Linked DNA regions of Homo sapiens: region 1 is linked to region 2. The links are chromatin contacts, found by Hi-C or POLR2A ChIA-PET in ENCODE. All regions are on one chromosome and are shown on one strand. Each heading gives the region's core, a stretch centred on a gene start or an enhancer-like site at or near the end of the contact. The rest is flanking DNA. Distances are from core to core; before and after follow the strand shown.

Region 1 (4,533 bases), core at 183-2,682, 520 kb before region 2:
ATTATTCTTTTTATTAAGACTATGTTTCACCCGTCTGAAAAGATTCCTCATTTGGTAAGTGCATCTCCTTTTTAGAATTGTACTTTATTGAGAGTTAGGGTATGTTTAAAAAATAATTTTGGCTTGGTGCAGTGGCTCACACTTATAATCCCAACACTTTGGGAGGCCAGGGCAGGAGGGTCACTTGAGGCCAGGAGTTTGAGATTAGCCTGGGGAGTTTAGCTAGACCTTGTCTCTACAAAAAAAAAAAAAGAAAATTTGCTGGGTATGGTGGTGCACAGCTGTAGTCCCAGCTCTTTGAGAGGTTGAGGTAGGAGGATCGCTTGAGCCTAGGAGTTTAAGGCTGCAGTGAGATAAGATTGCACCAGTCTGGGCAACAGAGTGAGACCTTGTCTCTTAAAAAAAAAAAAAATTAAAAATATTTTTAAAGAAGTGAATTAAAATAATTTTTTTTTGCATTGTCTGGTTCCTTCTGATGACCTTTTTCTGTTATAATAAGAGACAATTCCAAAAATTCAGATAAAGCAACAATAACAAAAAGACAATAACAGTCACCTGTAAGTCCATCTCACAAAGATAATCACTATAAACATTTTTGATGTACATTCTTTTAGTTTCTTTTTAGTGCTGTTTGTTCAGTGTCATCTCTCATTAGTATCTTAAAAGATATTTTTAATGTTAAAATTATGCATATCAATGTATAGATATATACACAGTAATAACTTTTCTGATAAATGTATTCTTTATTGAGAATAACCCAAATCATGTGCTTTAGACAGGAAGCATGCTAGATAGAGTCAATTGTTCAGTAAATTTGCTTCTTACAGAAAGTATAATTTGATAATTTAGGCCACAATCCTTGTATTTTTTACTAGTAGATTTCTTTTTTTGCTTGCTATATTGTATGGAAACTTATTTTATCTTTTTACCTGACCTTAGAAAAATATATTATGAGATCACACAAAGTAATTATCTTTGGATAAGTCGAAGATGTTTATTTCTCAAATCACCTCTAAAAGCATTTGTTTAAAAAAAAAATACATACCAAAAAAAAAAAGCAGTTGTTAAGCTTATCCACCTGCAGGTGGCGATGTGTTGTGCTCTGCCAGTACATTCCAACCAGCAAAATCATTCTCGTACTTGATGTAATTTTTTTCCTTTAATACTAATACAATAATCATGACATTTGTGGGTATTTTATCTTTGGATTTAGTCATTTTTCCTAGGATTTTTCAGGGGAAAGAGATGTTTGGGTTTGTATTTTGAAATATCTCTGAAAAGTTTTAAAAGCTTTATGTGTGTTAGCTCTGCTATATTTTTCCAGATTAGCAGTGTGCTGCTTCGTTCAGTGGACTGCACCAGTGTCCCCGAGTGGTTTATGAGCAGCTGCAGGAGCCTCTGTTGTGGTGACATCTCTCAGTCAGCTGTCTTATTCCTCTGTCAGGGGACACTTGCCATGTTGGACTGGCAGAACGGAAGCATGGGTCGGAGTGGGGAGGCCCTGCTCTTGGATACTGCACATGTTTTGTTCACCTTGAGTTCACAGTGAGTTTTGATGCTATCGTCTCATATTTTGTTTCACTTGTAAGACATTTAGAAGATGCAGTCCAAAAGCTGGAGTGGCTTGTGCCTCTAATCCCAGCTACCCTCCCAGTAGGCTGAGGCAAGAGGATCACTTGAGGCCAGGAGTTCAAAACCAGCCTTGGTGACATAGTGAGACTGTGTCTGTACAAAACTTTTAAAACTTAGCTGGGTGTGGTGGCATGCGCCTGTAGTCTCAGCTACGTGGGAGGCTGAGGTGAGAACATTGCTTGAGCCCAGGAGGCCGAGGATGCAGTGAGATATGATTGTGCCACTGCACTCAAGCCTGGGCGACAGAGTGAGATCCTGTCTTAAAAAAATAAATAAATAAAATTATTGCTGCAGGTTAGCCTGTAAAGAACATTTCTAAAATTAATTTTTAACATTTTCAATGTTATCGTTTTTAAAAACTATAAAAATTTTTATATGTATAGTGTTTTAGAATTTATAAAGAACTTCAACATAGGTAATCTAATGTGATCCTCAAATGGCTACTATATAGGATAAGAAATCTAATTTGTTGAATGGGCAAAGGGAGGCTTAGAAAAGTAAATGCTTACCTGAGACCATATTGCTAATAAGAACCTGAAACAGCAATCTTAGAAGGTCTTCTGACTTCATGGGGCTGTATTTTGTATTTTTGTGGTGTTTTTGCCATAATGGCTGAAAGTGATCATGTATATGAAATGTCGAAACATATATACAGCTTGATAATACTGAACATATGAATAAAGGAGGAAAACTAAAATAATTTTTTACATATTTGAGCTATATTATGCAATTCATAAATTTGAAGTGTACAATTCAGTTTATTAGTTTATTCACAGAGTTGTACAACCACCAGCATTTCTAAAATTAATTTTTAATATTCTCTTTGCTATATTTTTTCTTTAAAAATTTTTTTCCTGAAATTTGTTTTTAGCATCATTTTTTAAAACTATAAAAGTTTCTACATGTGTAGTGCTTTAGAATTTATGAAGCACTTTAACATAGGTAATCTAAAGTGATCCTTATCAACATTTCTGAAATGAAGTTTTAACATCTTAAAAGTTAATTCAAACAACTTTAGAATATTTTTATCACAGAGAAGCCCCATTCCCCCAACCATCTCCAACACTTGGCTTTCCTTATCTTTTAAATTACATGTGTAGGCCGGGCATGGTGGCTCAAGCCTGTAATCCCAGGCTTGCAGATCTCAGGCAGGTGGATCACTTGAGGTCAGGAGTTCAAGACCAGCCTGGTCAACATGGTGAAACCCTGTCTCTACTAAAAATACAAAAAATTATCTAGGCATGGGGGCATGCGCCTGTAATCCCAGCTACTGAGGCGGCTGAGGCAGGAGAATCGCTTGAACCTGGGAGGCAGGGGTTGCAGTGAGCCGAGATCGCACCACTGCACTCCAGCCTGGGTGACAGCAAGACCCTGTCTCAAATAAATAAATAAATAAATAACTTGTGTAATCATCACAGTCAAGGTAGTGAATATTTCCATCATCCCCCAAATTTCCCTATGTCCCTTCCTGGACTATTATTATTTTTGAGACAAAGTCTCGCTTTGTCACCCAGGCTGGAGTGTAGTGGCATGAGCACAGCTCATTGCAGTCTCACTCCTGAGCTCAAGCAATCCTCCCACCTCAGCTTCCCAAGTAGCTGGGACTGTAGGTGTGTGTCACCACACCCAGCTAAATTTTTAAATTTTTTATAGAGATGGGGTTTCACTATATTGCCTAGGCTGATCTTGAACTGCTTTCTGGATTATTTTTTACAAGGTAAAAAGAATCATATACAAATTTGAGATCTGTTTTGGCTTTACTTGTAGTTTTTTGTTCTTGTAAATTTAATAATTGAAATTTGTGGTCATTCTGTGTATTTAATATTTTTAAAGTCTAAATTGTTATAAAATGAAATTTCTTTTACTAATCAGTTTACAATAATGGCTCATGGCTCATTTTTCTTCAGGATTAAAGAGCCAACGCTGGAAATGTTTCTGTCTAGAATCTTAGCATCCTGGACTAATTCAGCCATACAAGTCCTTGAATCAAGTTCCCCGAGCCTAACGGACAGCCTGAATGGGAATTCAAGTATAGTTGGGAGACTTTTGGAATATGTCTATACCCATTGGGAACATCCATTGGATGCTCTGAGACACCAAACCAAAATCATGTTCAAAAACCTTCTCCAAATGCACCGGCTCACTGTGGAAGGTGCAGATTTCGTCCCTGATCCTTTCTTTGTGGAATTGACTGAGAGTCTTTTACGATTGGAATGGCATATTAAAGGAAAGTACACGTGCCTTGGTTGTTTGGTAGAGTGCATAGGAGTTGAACATATTTTGGCTATAGATAAAACTATTCCATCTCAAATCTTAGAGGTGATGGGAGACCAGTCATTGGTACCTTATGCAAGTGACCTCTTGGAAACCATGTTTAGAAATCATAAGAGTCATTTGAAATCCCAGACTGCTGAGAGTTCTTGGATTGACCAGTGGCATGAGACTTGGGTTTCTCCTCTCCTTTTTATATTGTGTGAAGGAAACTTGGATCAAAAATCTTACGTGATTGATTATTACTTGCCAAAATTATTAAGTTACAGCCCTGAAAGCTTACAGTACATGGTAAAGATTCTTCAGACTTCTATTGATGCTAAAACTGGTAAGAAAAATGCATTTTTGTTTTAGTAGTTTCTAATTATGATGCTTAAATGTAGGTAGCTATGCAGATACTAATCATATTCAAATTTAAATATCACTTCTATAAATAGTAAAGGAAGAGATTAATGATAGATGTTTCAGTTTGAAACGAATGTTCCTATATATAGCTGAATGGAGTTTTTTGGCTGAAGTCATTTCTACAAGCTAAAGAATAATTCCACTTAAAATGATAAACTTTCCTGTATTACAAGGTTTTAATTCATTTTTTCAAGTTCTGAATTTATTTTATTGTATCACTGAAAT
Region 2 (4,452 bases), core at 813-3,312:
GGTCTTGCTCCCTCAAACCCATAACCTAAAACATCAGACAAATCCCAGCTGAGGAACATTCTACAAAATACCTGACCAATACTCCTTGAAATCATCAAGATCATCAAAAACAAGAAAAGTCTGAGAAACTGTCACAGCCAAGGGAGACCTAAGAAGACATGATGGCCAAATGTAATGCTGCATCCTAGAACAGAAAAAGGATATTAGGTTAAAAAAAAAAACAACTAAGGAAATCTGAATAAAGTATGAACATAGTTTAATAATAATGTTAATCTTGTAGGGCTGATATCAATAGCAGTTTATTAATTGTGGCAAATGTACCGTACTAAATGTAAGATGATGATAATAGGGGAAATTGGGTGTGGAGAATATGGGAACTCTCTGTATTATCTTTGCCATTTTTCTTTAAAACTTTTCTAAAGTAAAAATTTTATATCGAAAATTGAAAGCCTTACATTGGTAATTATTCACAGCTTATGGCTAAGACAGGTGGAATTGGGAGAATGCCCTGGGAAGGTTTCAAGGAAGTACAAGGGAGGATTTGGGGAACTGCTCAGGGGTGAGAAATACAGCTTGGGAGACAGGGCGGAGGGGAAGCTCGGTGCACATCCCAGACTGAGGAGGTGTCAGAGGGAAAGGGTCCTTGGGACAGGGTGTCTTGGGACCCTTTCCTGCCTGGGAGGGCTTCTGGAGGAGGAGGTGAGTGGATGGGGAGTGACAGCCTGGCTCTTTGCTCTCCTACCTTATCCTGACCCACCTTGCCACATCTCTGGGGCCAGCCCTGCTCCTTATCTGGAGGCAACCCATCAGAGGAGTTAAAGGGTCAACTCTGGAATTGGAAAAGCTGGCCACTCACCAGCATGTGACCTTGGATAAGGCTTACACCCTCTCTGAGCCTCAGAGTACTCATCTACAAAGAGTGGTGAAAAATCTGTGTCAGAGGGTTCTTGCAAAGGTAAGTTGAGATAATGCCCATGAGGGCCAACACCTGGTACATGCTGGGGACTTGGTGAGTGTTACAGTCAATTTATCTTCCCTTTAGTCTACCTTTGAGCAAGATCAAACAGCCACTTTGCCCTCATACCTGGAATCCAGCCCTTCCTCTGGATCCCACGCCCCATGTGGCAGTTTTAAAACCTGGCCCCCAAATTCCAACACTCTTTCCATCTAGAGATCAGCAATTTTTTTTTTTTTTTTTTTTTTTTTTTTTTTGCTTTTTTATTTTGAGACGGAGTTTCGCTCTTGTTGCCCAGGCTAGAGTGTAATGGCGCGATCTCTGCTCACTGCAACCTCCACCTCCCGGGTTCAAGTGATTCTTCTGCCTCAGCCTCCCAAGTAGCTGGGATTACAGGCATGCACCACCACGCCAGGCTAATTTTTGTATTTTTAGTAGAGACGGGGTTTCTCCATGTTGGTCAGGCTGGTCTTGAACTCCCAACTTCAGGTGATTCGCCCGACTCAGCCTTCCAAAGTGCTGGGATCACAGGCGTGAACCACCACGCCCGGCCTAGAGGTCAATTTTATATCCCCTCCTGTTGAATCTGGAATATGTGACTGCTTCACATAATAGAATATGGCAAAAGTGATGCTGCTGCCAGCTCTGGGCCTAGGCTTTCAGAAACTGTCATCTTCTACTTCCTGTCTCTTGGGGTTTTCACTCTTGGAATCCAGCCACGGTACTGAGAGGGAGGGTGAGCAGCCTGTGGAGAGGCCCATGTGGAGAGGAACGGAGGCCCCAGCTCTCAGCCCTGGCTGAGCTCCCAGCCAGCAGCCAGTTCTCGCTGACTGCCTGAATCATCTTACAAGTGGGCCCTCAAGTCCGCAGATGAGCTGCCCTAGCTACCACCTTGCAGAGAAGAAACGAACCTTCCCACCATGCCCTGCCCAAACTGTAGATTCAGGAGCGAAATTAGTCATTGATGATATTTTAGGCCATTAAGTTTTGGAGTTACAAAGCCATAGTAACCTGAACATCTGCTAACTGGGTCCAGGACTGTTACTATTGCTCCACCTCCTCCTCTTCCTCCTCTCCGCCGTGTGCTTGAGTTGTGATGTGGGTTGTGGTGTGGTGGTTTAGTGGGTGGGCACCGAGCCACACTACCTGGGCTCAAATCCTGACTCTCACATATCAATTGTATGACTCTAAGGAAGCAACGTAGTCTCTCTGTGCCTCAGTTACCGTGTCTGTAAAATGGGGGTGAAAGTAGTACAGAATTGTTGGGAAGATTAAATGAACTAAGCAACATAAAGCACGTAGAAAAGCACCGGGCATGTGTACAATTATTCTGCCAAGCCAAGGCCCCAGCCCTCTTGGGTTCTGGGGTGCTGACTCCCTGGGGCCTCCATCATTTGAGATGATCCCTACCTGGCCATTTGAGGCCCCAGACTTCCCAGGTGCCACCAGCCTACCTCCCCGGACTATCACTCTTCCTGCTGGTGTCAGGCTTTGCCCATTAGGCCAGTCTTGCTCACTCCCATGACACTTCTGGCTCTGCCCCCTGGTCCTTCCCTGCACTGCTATAATTCTGACTTCCTTTTGGCTGGGCTGTTGGGGAAAAAGAGAGAGTGGTGAAGCGGAGGTGGACCCCCGCCATAGAGGGTGGTGCACTGGTGGGTGTGTTGGGGGAGCTTTAGTTCATAAACTTTACTGGGAAACAGAAGCCTTATCATCCACACATCTCTTGGGAAGACATTGATTTTCTTGCTGACATGAGTCCAGAGAGTAAGAAACACACTCACAATATGAGCAAGGCCTGCCGTGGAAAGCCAGAGAATTTTCACTAAATCTTTCTTAGGAATTGCAATGATAGCACGCAGCAGATTCCTGAGGAAGGTGGCGTTGCGTGTTAATTAGGTTTTGCCAGAGAAAAATGAACGTGCTCTAAGACACTTTCCCACGTATGTGTTCGTGCAGGTTGTGAGAACTCAGAAAAGCTTTGCATCCAGGCTGTGCCCAGGACTCAGATTTCACTAGCTCCAGGGGTTCTCTTTTGCAGTGAACACAGTGGCCTCCTCATTAGAGCTTTTCAAACCAGGGTGGGCACTGAGGAAGGGATTGAAAGTCCCCTGGGGCAGAGGGACCTTTGAAATGGGGAGCCACTGCCCCAGCCTGAGAAGCAGAGAACAGTGACCTGGGGGGGCGTCCATGGGGGTAGCCTGAGTTCCGGAGCTTGGTGGTCCCGCAGCGCTACTTAAAGGTCACTGCACCATCTCCAGTGATTCCCTGAGTCTGCCCTGCGGCTTCCAATTCCCCCAGTGGGCCTGGAAGAACGACCCACTTCATGCTGGGAAAGCCATGCTGATGCTGTTGACCTGCAGGAATAGAATTTGGAACCGTATCCCTCCCTCCATCCCCTCACAGGAGACAGAAAGCAGGGAGGATTGAGAGGATCTGGGCACGCGGGGGTTGCTCAGGAAGCAGGAGGGGGCTGGCTGCAGGGAGAGAGCAGCAGGAGTTCACCTGGGAGAGGAAGTATGTGAAGCAGGCTTGCCGCAGCACCACCTGGCCACCTGATCCCCCGGTGGAGTCTCAGGAATCCCATTTCTGGAGGTATTCAGGCCATGTTGAGTGTGTGGGGAGTGTGAGGCGGAGAGAGCCCTGAGTCAGAATCCACACCATGACACTCACTGTGGTGATGACAGCAGGCACATTCCGATAGGGACAATATTGATCAGTTCAGTAGTTCCTGACCTGTCTGGCTGCAGAGTTGAATCTCCTAGAGCCTTAAAAAGAAAACAAAAAACGATGCTGGACCCCACTGCAGGCTGATGGAATCCAGTGGGAGCCTGACGCTGCCCGGGTGACTGATGGCCAGGCAGGACCGAGGACCGCGGGATTGCACTCGGTAGAGGACCCCCTCCCCTAGTGCCTTCGGCCGTCCCCACAGCCGTGCTGAGGTGAGCAACCAGGCTGCTGGGTGGAGGGAAGGAGATGCCCAGCCCCCTTGGGGCAGGATGGAGTTGGATGCCTCTCCAGCTGCCACTGGCCCCTGGCAGGGCTCAGAGGATGCCCCTGCATTAAGTGAGGACTCGGGCTTTCTGTCTCCCAGGACCCTCACGTCCCTCAGCCTCTGCTGCCTTTGGGGCACCTCTGTGGCCAGGGTGGCTGGGTGGCCTCCGTGTGCTCCCCAGCCCTGATTCCACCAGCCCTGTCAGCCTGGCACAGCCTGGGTCCCCTGCCAGGTCTGGTGTGCAGCTGGCGTGAGGCCTAGAATCTGTCAGCGGCTTCATTGAGATGCTGCCCCATCTCTGCCCTAGTTCAGGGTTTCAGAGCCTTAAGGCACACATCCCAGTCTTTTCCTGCTCCCTCTGTCACCCTGGAAACAGGTCTCAGTTTCTGGCGGCCCAGGGTGGATGGTGGGGTTGTCCCCATAGGGCAGGGTAGGGCATGGGTGGGGGGCAGTGCTGGCTGGCTGAGTTGGGACAGACCTAGCAGAACCAAGGCTTGGCAGG

What was found. A loop is a pair of places that touch in the nucleus more often than their neighbours do. ChIA-PET counts read pairs that join two places held with the same protein, here RNA polymerase II (POLR2A). Pooled maps may share reads with other maps.
Region 1: a pooled map shows a loop between it and region 2 (1.9-fold over the local background). The contact joins two enhancer-like sites. A Hi-C loop is called at or near these places in 2 of 50 pooled maps. POLR2A ChIA-PET finds 5 or more read pairs at or near these places in 2 of 52 experiments (WTC11 and activated CD4-positive, alpha-beta T cell).

What each region holds. Positions count from the first base shown.
Region 1 is chr2:43,574,034-43,578,566 of GRCh38, reverse strand. It overlaps THADA (THADA armadillo repeat containing), which reads left to right. Exons shown (of 38, transcript NM_022065.5): 9 at 1-54; 10 at 1,325-1,545; 11 at 3,540-4,231. Among named protein-coding and RNA genes, the nearest start is that of THADA, 20 kb to the left of the region's middle. Within about 2 kb of position 1,432, at least 2 of the 41 ENCODE cell types and tissues checked have a DNase peak (open chromatin) inside an H3K27ac peak, as active enhancers do.
Region 2 is chr2:43,056,986-43,061,437 of GRCh38, reverse strand. No RefSeq gene overlaps it. Among named protein-coding and RNA genes, the nearest start is that of LINC01819, 20 kb to the right of the region's middle. Within about 2 kb of position 2,062, at least 15 of the 41 ENCODE cell types and tissues checked have a DNase peak (open chromatin) inside an H3K27ac peak, as active enhancers do.